2 separate regions of the Homo sapiens genome follow, and region 1 is linked to region 2. Evidence: chromatin loops called from intact Hi-C (ENCODE). Cell type or tissue: heart left ventricle. All regions are shown on one strand. Links, peaks and the distances in the headings refer to the core of each region. The heading gives the core; the rest is flanking DNA.

The links. A loop is a pair of places that touch in the nucleus more often than their neighbours do. Peaks named below come from ENCODE experiments on the same cell type or tissue, not always from the same donor. Only the 100,000 strongest peaks of a DNase experiment are listed, where the experiment ranks them.
Region 1: it touches region 2 in a loop (2.6-fold over the local background); 8 of 110 quality-filtered maps call a loop at or near these places.

Annotation. Positions count from the first base shown.
Region 1 is chr18:58,618,093-58,623,445 of GRCh38, reverse strand. The region is part of intron 1 of ALPK2 (alpha kinase 2); the gene reads left to right. Among named protein-coding and RNA genes, the nearest start is that of ALPK2, 8.3 kb to the left of the region's middle. In heart left ventricle, for the core only: a CTCF peak has its summit at 4,083; a DNase peak (open chromatin) is centred at 4,515.
Region 2 is chr18:58,750,246-58,759,099 of GRCh38, reverse strand. It overlaps MALT1 (MALT1 paracaspase), which reads right to left. Exons shown (of 17, transcript NM_006785.4): 17 at 4,623-8,854. All of the region lies in intron 1 of LOC105372146 (a long non-coding RNA gene), which reads left to right. Among named protein-coding and RNA genes, the nearest start is that of LINC01926, 59 kb to the left of the region's middle. In heart left ventricle, for the core only: no CTCF peak of the experiment used is centred there; DNase peaks (open chromatin) are centred at 2,761 and 4,159; H3K27ac peaks cover 238 bases.

The DNA.
Region 1 (5,353 bases), core at 2,854-5,353, 140 kb after region 2:
GTACTGCACCCTACGGCCCTTTTTATTGGATGTGATGTTCCTTATCTCTAAGGCACACTTTATTTACTAGAACAAGATTAGATAAAGAACCATTAAAAATCTTCTGTATTGGGAGTCTGAGGTGGGTGGGGGGATTGCTTGAGCCCAGGAGTATGAGAACAGCCTGGGCAACATAGTGGGACCCCATCTCTATTAAAAAAAAATCTTCTGGAAATAAGGCAAGTGGAGGCATTATATGAAAAGTGTTCCCCTAAGACACTCTGACTGGCTGGGTTGAAGGATGAGGGTAGAAGGTGGCAGAGATCAGACTACCACTCTCCTGCGAAACTTCCCTGTCCTCACACCACTGCTTTTTTCTGACTGGACTTGCTGACAGGTGGTTAGTTCAGCATAATAAGTTCTAGCTCAGTTAACTACACTCGGGCTCAGTTAACTACACTCAGGGTTGGTCTTATTTCTGTCGGGGGGCGGGGAGTGAGACAGAAGATAGCCTAAGATTTTCCAGGTTCTCCCCTATATTGTCTGATGCCAGAAATTCCACAGCATTTCACCTCTTGGTCACATTGAAAGTAAACATTCTCCCAAGAGGGATTAGTTGGAGCGGCTTTGGAGTTTTCATTACAGGGGAGTGAGGGTGGGAACATAAGGAGCCTGGGCAAATGTGGAGGATAAGAGGAAAACGAGCCAGAGAGGGGCTTTCTTTACTGTGAAATGTTTGTGATGACATTGACGACACATTCCTAGACTGGACAGAGCAGTCGGCCCATGACATTCAACTTCAAACCAAAGTGATTTTAATCAGTTAACTCAAGGAAGTGGGTCCGATTACAGCACTGTCACACTTTGTATGTTTATAGCACCATAAGTTCTCCTCTCTTCCCTGTCTTTACCCCAAGATAGGCAAGAGGATGTATCCTTTCAATGCAGTACATGGAAAATCAGAGTCAAGAAACCTGGACTCTGTCACTAACAAGCTGTGTGACCTTGGAAATGTCACCTAACCTGTCTGTGTTTCAGGTGCATTTTTCAGTTGTAAAATCAGGGGAGGTACTAAACTCTCACACAGGTTTTATTTATTTATGTATTTAATTATTTTTTTGAGACAGAGTCTTGCTGTGTTGGCCAGGCTGGAGTGCAATGGTGCGATCTCGGCTCACTATAACCTCCATCTCCCGGGCTCAAGCAATTCTCCTACCTCAGCCTCCCAAGTGGCTGGGATTACAGGTGTGTGCCACCACACCCGGCTAATTTTTGTATTTTTAGTAGAGATGGGGTTTCACCATGTTGGCCAGGCTGGTCTCGAACTCCTGACCTCAGGTGATCTGCCTGCCTCGGCCTCCCAAAATGCTGGGATTACAGGAGTGAGCCACTATGCCCGGCCTCGCACAGGTTTTATTTAACCTTGAGCTTTTTTTTTTTTTTTAAGCCCTCTCATAAAGATTGGAAACTGCCATACATTTTAAACAGCAGGGGAGAGGAGAGTCAGTGGAAAGACTCTTCCACCTAAAATAAATTCAAAACAAATCCAGAGGGAGCTGCTGCCAGCTCAGTATTCACCACGTCTGTGTGACAAATTGTGCACCCAACACACTGTTGGGCACATGGAGGTGCTCACTATTAATATTGAAAAGTTAGCTTTTACTTGTTTATTAGGTAAGATACATAAATTCAAGGTATCCAGAAAGATATACAAAGACTATCACTGTCTCCAAATGGCATGCCTTCTTTCCACCCCCCACACTTAGGCCTCCTTCCAGGAGCAACCAAGCTACTGCTTTCTCGTGTATTTCTAGTCAATATATGTATAAACAAGCATATAAGATTCTTTTCTCCTCCTCCTCCTCCTTCTTCTTTGCCCATAGAAGTGATCACATTGGCCTGGTGCAGTGGCTCACGCCTGTAATCCCAGCACTTTGGGAGGCCGAGGCGGGCGGATCACGATGTCAGGAGATCGAGACCATCCTGGCTAACACAGTGAAACCCTGTCTCTACTAAAAATACAAACAATTAGCCGGGCATTGTGGCGGGCGCCTGTAGTTCGAGCTCGGGAGGCTGAGGCAGGAGAATGGTGTGAACCTGGGAGGCGGAGCTTGCAGTGAGCCGAGATAGTGCCACTGCACTCCAGCCTGGGTGACAGAGCGAGACTCCGCCTCAAAAAAAAAAAAAAGAAAGTGATCACATTCCCTGCACTCTTATACATTGTTTATTTCATTTAATGTATCCCGGAGATTATTCCATATCAGTGCATTTTTTTTATTCCATTATCAGAGTCTCATTTTTTTTTTTTTGTTTTGAGACAGGGCCTTGCTCTGTTGTCCATACTGGAGTGCAGTGGTGCAGTCACGGCTCACTGCAGCTTCAACCTCCCAGGCTCAAGCCATCCTCCTGCCTCAGCCTCCTGAGTAACTGGGACTACAGGCATGCGACACACCCGGCTAATTTTTGTATTTTTTGTAGAGATGGGGTTTCAGCATGTTGCCCAGGTGGATCTTGAACTCCTGGGCTCAAGCGATCCACCCACCTCGGCCTCCCAAAGTGCTGGGATTACACACGGGAGCCACCGTGCCGGGCCTGTCTCGTTCTTTTTAAATGTATATTGTTGTTAACAAGAAAAAAAGATTCCATTCTTTAGATATACAATAACCACATTCCTATTGATGGACATTTAGCTTTTGCTATCACAGGCAACGCCGCAGTGAATTTAGTAGGGGCTCATTAAATTTTTGCCTCCTTGCTCCTATTTTTAAAATTAACTTTATAAAGGCATATTTTGTATATCATATAATTCACCATTTCTAATTGCTAAATGCAATGATTTTTTTTAAAAAGCAAATGTACTAGGTTGGGCAATCATCACCATAGATTGGTTTTAGAAGATTGCCATCACCTCCAGAAGATCCTTCAGGCACATTTATTATTAGCATTCTCCCCACTGCCCTCACCTCCAACCACCACTGATCTACTTTCTGTCTTTATAATTTCTATTGGACACTTCATATAAATGGAATTATATTGTATAATTATATTGTATAATTCCATTTATTGTATGGTCTCTTGCGTATGGCTTCTTTCACTGAGCATACTGAGAATGTTTTTGAGGTTCATCTATGTCATACCATGTATCCATAGTTTTGTTTTGTTTGTTTTTTTGTTTTGAGAAGGAGCTTCGCTCTGTCGTCCAAGCTGGAGTGCAATGGCGTGATCTCGGCTCTCTGCCACCTCCACCTCCCGGGTTCAAGAAATTATCTTACCTCGGCCTCCCAAGTAGCTGAGATTTCATGCACCCGACACCATGCCCGGCTAATTTTTGTAGTTTTTAGTAGAGACAGGTTTCACCATGTTGGCCTGGCTGGTCTCAAACTCCTGACCTCAGGCGATCTGCCCACCTCAGCCTCCCAAAGTGCTGGGATAACAGGCGTGAGCCACCGCGCCCCACCGTATCCATAGTTTGTTCTTTGTTATTGCTCAGTGGTATTCAATTGTATTGCTATGCCACATTTTGTCTACCCATTCACTAGTTGGACCGTTAGGTTATTTCCAATAGACATTTAGGTTGTTTCCAATTTTTGGCTATTATGAATAACCCTGCTAAGAACAGTTGTGTGCGAGTCTTTGTGTGAATATACATTTTCATTTCTCTTGGGAAGATAACTTGGAGTGGAATTGCTGGGTCATTTGGTAAATTTATGTTTAACTTTGAAACACATTTCCCGTTTAGAAAAAAACAAAAAGTGCAGCTTGCTGCCAGTACTCAATTTTACATAAACACACTCTTTGAGGCTGAAACAAATTTGGCTGATTTTCAATGTGAAAATAAAATATAAAAACTGTTTTTGGAGTTATTCCTAAACACAATTTATCTCTAATTCTAATGTAACAGAAACGTATGTAATATTACATTAGGATTGGAGACAACAGTATTCTCGGGGCAAACGGGAAATGGATTAAGAAACTGCTAAAGTGTTTTCCAAACTGTCTGTACCACTTTTACATTCTCACCAGCAATGAATGAGGGTTCTTGTTCTTTTCCACATCCTCACGAATATTCCACTCCAGCAAATCTGGACTCATGTTTCAGCTCTGCCACTTGCAGGCTGTGAGAAGTTATGCTTCTTACACCAACCTTTAGAAGTGACTGAAGCTTCCAAGTCATTAGCTGGGAAATAGCAAAGAACACCCACCAGACAAGTTCACTGTGAAGATGAAATACGATCTTGTCTGTGAAGTGCCCAGCCTTGGGGCTGACACACAGTAGGCACCCGAAATGTGTTAAGTGTCTCTCCCGACATGGTCTTCTTCCTCCCCATGCAATTTACAGAAACCATCTTTGGATAAGGTTCCCTAACTAACACGGGACTGGGTATTAGGTGACAGAGGGTGCGGTGTCCAAATCTACAGTAACTGAGATGGCAAATTCAGGAAGACAATTGCCATTGGATTAGGCTGGGTAATCAGAACTAATCCCTCCTGTCCCCGCTGAGTAGGCGCCCTGACTGCTGGCTTTCCTGCCAGCTCCACAAGAGCCGGTTACCTGTGGTCTGCTTGTGAGCTGTGACCTCTTCCCTGATCCTTTCAGCTGACAGCAAGCTTTTTGGTGACAGCAGCCATGCGACTTGCTGACTATTGAGGGTAGGGGAAGGGGGATGCAGATTGCAGGGGTGCAGGGGGAAAGGGGGATGCAGATTAGTCAAAATAAAACGTGACATCACTTGAGTGTTTTAAATATTCAAATAACGCTCCTATAGCCTTTGTTCTACAACAATTTGAGAGAAATACATTATTTTTTCATCTTGCCAATGTTAAACCCAAAGCCACTGGCAGCGGCTAACACTTACATAGTGCTTACTTTATATACTATTCAGAAGAGCATTACATAGACTGACTCAAATTCCATAATGGTCAAATGAATAGATACTGCTATTATCTTAGTTTTATAGAAGAAGTGACTGAGGCAGAGAGATGATCAGCTACTGAGTGGCACAGCTGAGGTTTGAGCCTAGGGAGCAGGTACAGGAATCCACGCCCCACATCATCACATCACTCTGCTACCTGTTAAAGGTCCTGCCCATTTTAGAGTAGCTATTAAAATGTGATATGTAGGCCAGGCGGGGTGGCTCATGCCTGTAATCTCAGCACTTTGGGAGGCCGGGGCCGGTGGATCATCTGAGGTCAGGAGTTCGAGACCAGCCTGGCCAATATGGTGAAACCCCGTCTCTACTAAAAATACAAAAAATTAGCCAGGCATGGTGGCTTGTGCCTGTGATCCCAGCTACTCAGGAGGCTGAGGCAGGAGAGTCACTTGAACCTGGGAGGTGGAGGTTGCCGTGACCCGAGATCGTGCCATTGCACTCCA
Region 2 (8,854 bases), core at 2,720-5,219:
CCGGGATTGAGAAATGCCTTGTGGGGTGATGTTGTAGCCTCTGGTCAAGAAGCCAGTGTCCAGGGAGAGGCTGTATATATCAGAAAGGGAGGACAATGTGAGCCCCACGGATGAGCGAGCAGGGGCAGGTCCTTAGGGAGTGCTTCTATGAATTTGGCATCCTGGGTGAATTTGGCAACAGATGGGTAAAAACCCAGAGGCTGACAGAGGAGATGGGATCTCATGTGAAGCTCAGCCCTGGAGAAGTATCTGGAACTCTGAGCTTGGTGGGGGCGCAGAGTGGGGTGGGAACGAGAGAGCATGGAGGCTGGGGACGGGAACGGGGCGTGGGCTCCTATGGCCTCTGTGTCTCCATGGAGTGAGCTGAGTGGTCGTCTGCTGAGATGAGTGTAGTGGGAAAGAGACTGGGACTCCAAGGAGAGAGCTTAAGCTCCAGCTCTTGGGCGTGCCCTGCAGAGTCTGCCTGATGCTGGAAAGGAGGACAAGGAGAGGTGGTGCAGTGCTGAGGGATAGGGCCCCTGATGGGGCAAGCCGAGGCTCCCTGGGAATGTGCAAAGGGGAATTTTATCCAATTTGGAGGCTGAGCAGTAAGTTTTTCTGAAGGATGTGTCACTTAAGGTACAATTTGAAGAAAGAAGAGGGGTGAGCCTGGCAAAGTTTTTACTGGAAGGAGGTCTTGATCCAGACCCCAAGAGAGTGTTCTTGGATCTTGTGCACAAAAGAATTCAGGGTGAGTCCATAAAGTTTATCAAAGGAGTTTATTAAGAAAGTAAAGGAATGAGAGTAGTTACTCCATAGGCAGAGGTGTGGCATGGGCTGCTGGACGGAGTATATTCATGGTTACTTATTGATCATATGCAAAACCGGGGGGGGTTGTTCATGAGTTTTCTGGGAAAGTGATTTCCTGGAACTGAGGGTCCCTCCCCTTTTTAGACTACATAGGGTAACTTCTGGACATCGCATGGCATCTGTAAACTGTCATGATGCTGGTGGGAGTGCCTTTTAGCATACTAATGCATTATAATTAGCAAATAAGTAGCAGTGAGGATGATCAGAGGTGACTTTCATCACCATCTTGGTCTTGGTGGGTTTTGGCTGGCCTCTTTACTGCATCCTGTTTTATTGGCATGGTCTTTGTGACCTGTATCTTGTGATGCCAGTCCTGCCAACCTCCTATCTCATCCTGTGACTGAGAAGGCCTAACCTCCTGAATGCAGCCCCTATTCAAGATGGAGTCACTCTGGTTCAAATGCCTCTGACAAAGTGAGGAAGGCATTCCAGGCAGTCAACAGCAGGCATGATACTCCAGAGTGAGAGAAACTCAAGTGTCCTGGGGTGCAGTCATGATTAACCTTCAACAAGGAGAGGTTTGGCCCTTATCCCCAGCTCCCAGGAGGCAACCTCTAAGCCCTTGGAATTGCCTCCCTGATAAGAGTGCGTTTATTTACCTGGGGGCCTTGGGCCCCACCAGATAGTCTCTGCTAACAATGTGACCTATGGGGGGCCCTTGGACCAAGTGGTATCAGCTTGACCTCTGCAGGGGCTGGAAACCAGGATCAGCCAACTGGGCGGCCAGCCATGTCTGGGTGACCAGCCCCTAGTAGAAACCTTGGACACCAATGCTCAGGTGAGCGGCCCTAGCTGGCAGCACTTTGTGTGTTTCGGCACGCATCGTTGCTGGGAGGAGTAAGCACTGGCCGTGCAACTCCACCAGGGGAGGATGATGGAGGGGGTGCCTGGTCTCTCCTGGCCTCTGTGCACGTGGCTCTTCCCTTGCTGATTGGAGTTTATGCCTTTCACTGTGATAAACCATAACCATGAGTGTTATGGCTTCTCTAAGTTCTGAGTTGTTCTCGTGAATTAATGAACCTGATCTTCCAGTGGAATGGGGTGGGCGGGAACCAGATTGGCTCATGATGGCCTGTGATGTCCTAGAGTAGCCAGGTCAGAGGTGGGCCTTCTCATTCAGGGAAGGTGATGAGCCCAGTCTGGCTGGTGCAATCCGGGGTCATTGTCAGGAGTCATTCATGCCAACACATGGTTTAGTCTCCGTTCTGTGTGCGTTTTTGGGTGAAATGCACACAGAAAGCACTGTTCTCTGTCTCTAGGTGGCTTCCTGTTGAGGGGACCAGGGAGGATGCAGTGAGAGAGATGGCCTGTGAGCTAGTCTCTGAGGTCCCCTTTAGGAATTGGTAAATAACACAGCCCCGAAAGGAGAGGGACTTGGAGAAACCCAATGCTGGCTGGGGTGGCAGACTTGCCCCTGAAGCCTTTGGGTTGGACCCAGCTTTGTGGGCTCATCACCTTCCCTGAATGAGAAGTCCCACCTGTGACCTGGCTATTCTAGGACATCACAGGCCATCACGAGCCAATCTGGTTCCCGCCCACCCCATTCCACTGGAAGATCAGGTTCATTAATTCACGAGAACAACTCAGAACTCAGAGAAGCCATAACACTCATGGTTATGGTTTATCACAGTGAAAGGCATTGACTCCAATCAGCAAGGGAAGAGCCACGTGCACAGAGGCCAGGAGAGACCAGGCACCCCCTCCATCATCCTCCCCTGGTGGAGTTGCACGGCCAGTGCTTACTCCTCCCAGCAACGATGCGTGCCGAAACACACAAAGTGCTGCCAGCTAGGGCCGCTCACCTGAGCATTGGTGTCCATCTCCCCAGGCTTAGCTCCCACGTGCCCTCTGCCCTCTAGTCTCGTCTGTTGCTCTGCCCCTAGTGCTGGCCCCAGAGGTCCCCAGCCTTCCTGCTGAAGTGCCTGGGCTCCTGAGGAATGGAGTCCAAGCTTCCTCACATTCAGCCAGCAGCACTGGCCTGGGGCATGGATCACATACCCTTTGGGGAGCGGGTGAGTCCTCCAGGAGTAGGTCCCGCACTGCCCCACTGTCCTCTCACAGCCCCACTCGGATTATGTATTTGGAGATGGGCTCAGGGAGTCTCAGCTCTAGGCTTACTGGTGACCCCAGGCCCTGTGGCATCTGGTCAGGAAGCTTCTGTGCAGTGTAGGCCAATAGCCAGCCTCCCTTTTAAGTGGCATTTTGAAAGCCAGCTGCTCCCATTGGCTCACCTGAAGACATCCCTTCTCCTGCCTCTCCTCAGCAGGGGCCTGCCTCCAGGGTAGCTCGGCCGAGCAGAGCATCATGGAATGGTCTTCCTTATCCTCCTTCTCGACATCATTTGGTGATGTTCTTTTCAGTCTACAGGCAGAATCAATCCTATCTAATAATGGTTGTGGTCTCCTCAGCCCTCAGCCCTCCACTCTCTGTTGGCCAGTCTAGCTTGGGCCTTGGTGGCCAGTGTTGGTCACGTGCTGCTAACAAGGGGCCAGGACACGAAAATGCCGGAAAAGGTAATTTTGCGAGTCACATCGTGGGTCAGGCCTGGGTGTGAAGTCAGCTTACACAGCTAGAATGGCTCCAAGGCAAGTCTGCGAGCTGAGTAAATGGATTATTGTAGCTACAGCAAACTGTCAGAAAGCACCTCGGGCAGCAGACATTGGCAGGGTCCTGTAAGTGCTGTCCAGGACAGAGAGACTCTTAGCTTGGAAGCATTCAGCCTCACTGGCAAGGCTGGCCAATGAGAGGGACATTTGGCTCATCTTAGCCTGCTGTCATTAACCATCAGGTTCATCTAGACGATCCCCTCCCCGCCCCACCCCGTGTTCCTTTTGTGCTCATAAAGCCTTGGACTATGATGTGGCTTTCTGCACGTATACTTCCAGGAAGAGCGTGTCTTAGCATGCCAGCCCTGTGTACCCCCTATCTGACCTTCCCCCAACAAGCACACTTCTCCCTTGCAGGTGAGAGTGCCACTGCACACCTTGAAACTGTATCCCCCACAAAGCTATAACTGGGCCAGGTGATGCCAAAGTACAAAATCAGGTTTTCAGACACTTAATACCTAGTTAGCAATAACAACTGATTCCAATGGGAAGATACCACATGGTGCTTCGCCTTGTTAATAACACCTGCTAGCAAGCCACATCTTGAATGACAAAGCTGATCTGGGGGCCAAGTTTGGTGCTGTTTGCTCCAGGGGCCCGAACTGCAGGTCAGGACCTGCTCACATGGCCTTTCCCTGTCACCAGCAGCTCACACTGGCTGACAGTGTGGAGTCCAGTGGCCTGGACTCCCTCCAGGCCAGACGCCTCCAGCCCTCACTGTGCAGTCAGGAGGCTTTTCTTCCCCTTTTCTAAGGGCTGCGGTCTCCCAAAGGCGCCCAGCTGGTGTGGGGTACGGCTGTGTGGGGGGAGAATATCAAAGCAAACAGCGGGGTTTAACGCAGACCAAAGCTTACTTGGAAAGGCAATGTGGAAAACAGTGGGGAACCCCAAGGCTGCCGCTCCAACAAGGGGCTACTCTGACGTTTGAAAACCACTAGACAAAGATGTGAGGTCAACTGTCTGACCAGGAGATTGGGAAGGAAACAAAGCCGCTTACCCAAGTTGGAGCATAACATAAAGGATGCTGAGGTTAGATGGCAATGTAGGAACCCACATCTGGCAAGAATAGATGTGTATGTTATAAACACAGACTATAAAAACTGTCAGCCTTTGAGGGAGTCACTGTCTTTGTAATGTAGAAATAACCAGTCTGTACAGACTTGGAAGTGGTAAAGCTAAAGCTTAGGAAAATATTTTTAAAATATTAACAATTTCCCTAGCAGAACAGCCTGCTGTATTGAGCATAATGTAGCAACATTAACTTCAGGTCAAATCCTTTGGAAATGTTTTCAATGTGACCTAAAAGTATATTTAGAGATGTACTTCTGCTCCTATAATGTTTCAATATTTTAAAAGTGTTTTTCATGGAAGAATGAAATATTAAGACACTGTTGTGTACTTTTCCCGTTACGGTATAAGCAGCAGCAGTACTGTGGACAAAACACCCGGCTCTGGTCTGGGTCTGAATCATCCTGGCTCTGCCCTTACTAGCTGGGTTATCCTGGAGGGTATAGTAACACCTCTGGTTAGCCTAACAATCAGTTCATCTATAAACTGCAAGGCTGTTTTAAATAAGACTGTGTGTAAAATGTTTAAACCTAGCACACAGAAAGGCATTCTATCTGCTACCCTGGTGCCTAATTAGCAACTTATTAATGTAGAAATACTCATCCAATCATTTTTAGTATCTAAAATGCTATTTATCAACTAAACTCAAGCATGAAAAAAAGTGGGAATTACTTCAGATTTAGAGGCAGAATCAGCTTTACTAATTTTGTAACAGAATAAGCACTCTGTAATGACACTGTACTTTTAAACTGAAGACTCCTTACGAAAAGTTAAAAATGTGTTCTTAAATGTATTGAAGCTGAGCATATTTACATTACACAATTGTGCATATCTGTATTTTAAAATTATACAGTCATTGTTCACTGTGTAAAATCTGCAAGACACAGGTAAACAAGCAAAGAAAAATTATCCCACCAGAGATAAATGCTGTTAATCTTTTAGTAAATCACCTTTAGAGCTGTTTTGCGGGATAGATACATAACACAAACTGGTGGCATTAAATCTGCATGCTTTTTGAAAAGTGATTCTGGAGTGAACAAAAATTGCAACTTTAGAAGATATACACTGCCGGCCGGGCATGGTGACTCACGCCTGTAATCCCAGCACTTTGGGAGGCCGAGGCAGGCAGATCACTTGAGGTCAGGAGTTTGAGACCAGCCTGGCCAACATGGTGAAACCCTGTTTATTTTAGTAGATACTACTAAAACTACAAAAATTAGCTGGGCGTGGTGGTGTGTGCCTGTAATGCCAGCTATGCGGGGGGCTGAGGCACGAGAATCGCTTGAACCTGGGAGGCGGAGGTTGCGGCGAACCAAGACGTGCCACTGCACTACAGCCTGGGAGACAGAGTGAGACTCAAAAGACAACAACAAAAAAACAAATAAAAAAAAACACTCTATACTGCCTACAGGTATAGCTTTAAGAATGCCAGATTTAAAGCACAAGGTTGATGGGTTGATGCTTTTCAAAATGCTGGCACTTTAGAGGAATGGTCTTATTTAGTACTGCCAGCTCTGGAAAGTATTATAAGCTCTTTGATGTTACAGCATCATCCCCATTTTACAGATAAGGAAACAGAAGCACAGGCAAGTTAACGCTCTTTGAGCCACGCTATTAGTAAGGGCTGAAACCTGAGGTGTCTCAGACTCCTTCTTCATAAAGCCAAACTTTGATGCTTAAGTATTTTTAATGCTACCAAATTAGAAAAAAAGAGAATATGCACATTTACACATTTTCATATTCTGATTGTACTCTTCTTTACTAATATTTTATTTTTGAGACAGCGTCTTGCCCTGTCGTCCAGGCTGGAGTGCAGTGGCACAATCTCTACTCACCGTAACCTCTGCCTTCTGGGCTCAAGCGATCGTCCCACTTCAGCCTCCTGAGTAGCTGGGACTACAGGTGTGTGCAACTATGCCCAGTTAATTTTTGTTTTTGCTTTTTTTTTTTTTTTTTTTTTGGTAGAGATGGGGTTTCACCATGTTGCCAAGGCTAGTCTCAAACTCCTGGGTTCAAATGATCTGCTTACCGCAGTCTCCCGAAGTGCTGGGATTACAGGTGTGAGCCACCATGCCCAGGGTTTCAGTGTCAAACTCTGAATTTGAATGACAATGTCAAACTGAGAAACAGGATGAAATGCACAAAAGTAATGTGTAAATTGAGTAGCTGACATCAGTTGACAGATAAAAGTAATGACAGTATATAAGCGTCAGGTGAATGTTCAAGGAATAGGAAACAACATTGTCAGGACGTCTGTTTGGAAAAAAACCCTTAAAAGTAAAATTACATACATCAGATTTTATCTAGATATTAAACTGATGCTGCTGAGGCAGGAGGATCACTTGAAGACAGGTGTTTGAGACCAGCATGGGCAACAAAATGAGATCCCACTTCTAATAAAATTAAAAACAAACAAAAAAAAGCTTATGCCAGTATACATGTCAGTGATCTAAGCTCTGGCTACATAATTGAATTTCTTCAATTTGACAAGTCAAAAAATTGCGACTGCTGCACAGGACACCTCACTGTTACTTCATGTGCAAGTCAGAGATTTGAAAAGAGGCATTAGAGATGGGGGAAGAAGGCAATGTCTAAATGGACCTTTTCTGTGCCAGGATTCTTCTTTAAAGGCTTTCTTTTCTGAAACGTTTTGACTTGTTCATCACTGAATGAGGAACAATAGTGTTTTAAATTCAAATTGTCCCATGAGTTGAGATTTCTTTTATTAGGAAATATACAATTTATAATTGTGACTTTAATTTTTAAAAATTACCTTCCAGAAAATATCCCCTCTCAGCATCAAGTATTGGCTTTGAATTTGGGTGAGCCTTTACTTGCTCAAACCTCCACTATCCTAATTTCTTTATTACATTCTAATTGGTATTGACAGATTTGATAGATTATCATCTTTTCTAAATTCCACTTGTGTAAATCCTACTTTAATATTACAAAGCAATTGGCACGAGATTCAAGTAAAATAAAAGCATGGTTGATAAAAAAGAAGACCAAAACTGTTATCATTCTTCTTAAGCCCGTTTTAAAATTACATGTTTAGATTTTTTAAAAAATTCATGCGATTCTCCTGTTTCAGCCTCCACGGATGCTGCAGTGAGCTGAGACTATGTCGCTGCACTCCAGCCTGGGCGACAGAGCCAGGACTCTGTCTTAAAAAAAAAAAAATCAAATATACAGAAGAGTATAAAGGGGAAGTACGATTCTCCTGCCTCAGCCTCCCTAGTAGCTGGGATTACAGGTGTGTGCCACCATGCCCAGCTAATTTTTTTGTATTTTTAATAGAGACAGGGTTTTGCCATCTTGGTCAAGCTGGTCTTGAACTCCTGGGCTCAAGTGATCCGCCTTCATTGGCCTCCCAAAGTGCTGAGATTATAGGCGTGAGCCACCACACCCATCCTAAAACTAAAATTTTATGTTCAGTTCCTCACACTAGCTATTATTTCAACTGCTCAACAACCCCATGAGGCTAAAGGCTATCACACTGGGAGTGCGGATACCAAGCATCCCATCATCACAGCAAGTTCACTGGACAGTGCTGCTCGGTGGTAACCACAGCTGAGCACCTGCATGTTTGTTTGTTTTTTTATCAGATACATGATTTTTCAAAAATTTTTCTCCCATTCTGAGGGTTAACTTCACTTTCTTAATGGTGTCCTTTAAGGCGCTAAAGTTAATTTTGATGAAGTCCCATTTATCTACTGTTTGCCTTTGTTGCTTGTGCTTTTGGTATTATGTCTAAGAAACCATTCCTAAGCCCAACATCACAAAGATTTACTTCTGTTTTCTTCTAAGAGTTTAAACTCTTATATTGAGGTCTATGATCCATTTTGAGTTAGAATTTGTAATGTGGTAGGAAGGTAGGGATCCTTTTGCTGTGCACGTAGCTACCAGTTAGTTGTCCCAGCACCGTTTGTTGAAAAGACCACTCCTTCTCTATTGATGGTATTGGCATCCTTGTTGAAAACAAGTTGACCAGAAATGTATGGGTTTATTTCTGGATGTTCAGTTCCATTCCTCTGATCGATATGTCTATCCATATGCCTACACTGTCTTATTGTAGCTTGGTAGCACTTTTTGAAATTGGTACGTCTTCCAACTTTGTTCTTTTCCAAGGTTTTTTGGCTATTCTGGGTCCCCTGCGTTTCCCTACCAATTTTACCAGTTTGTCAATTTCTGCAAAAAATACAGCTAGGATTTTGATAGGAATTGTTGAATATGTAGACTAATTTGGGCAGCATTGCCATCTTACCAATATTCAGTCTTCCAATCCATGAACATGGATGTCTTTCCATTTATCTGGATCTTAATTTCTTTAA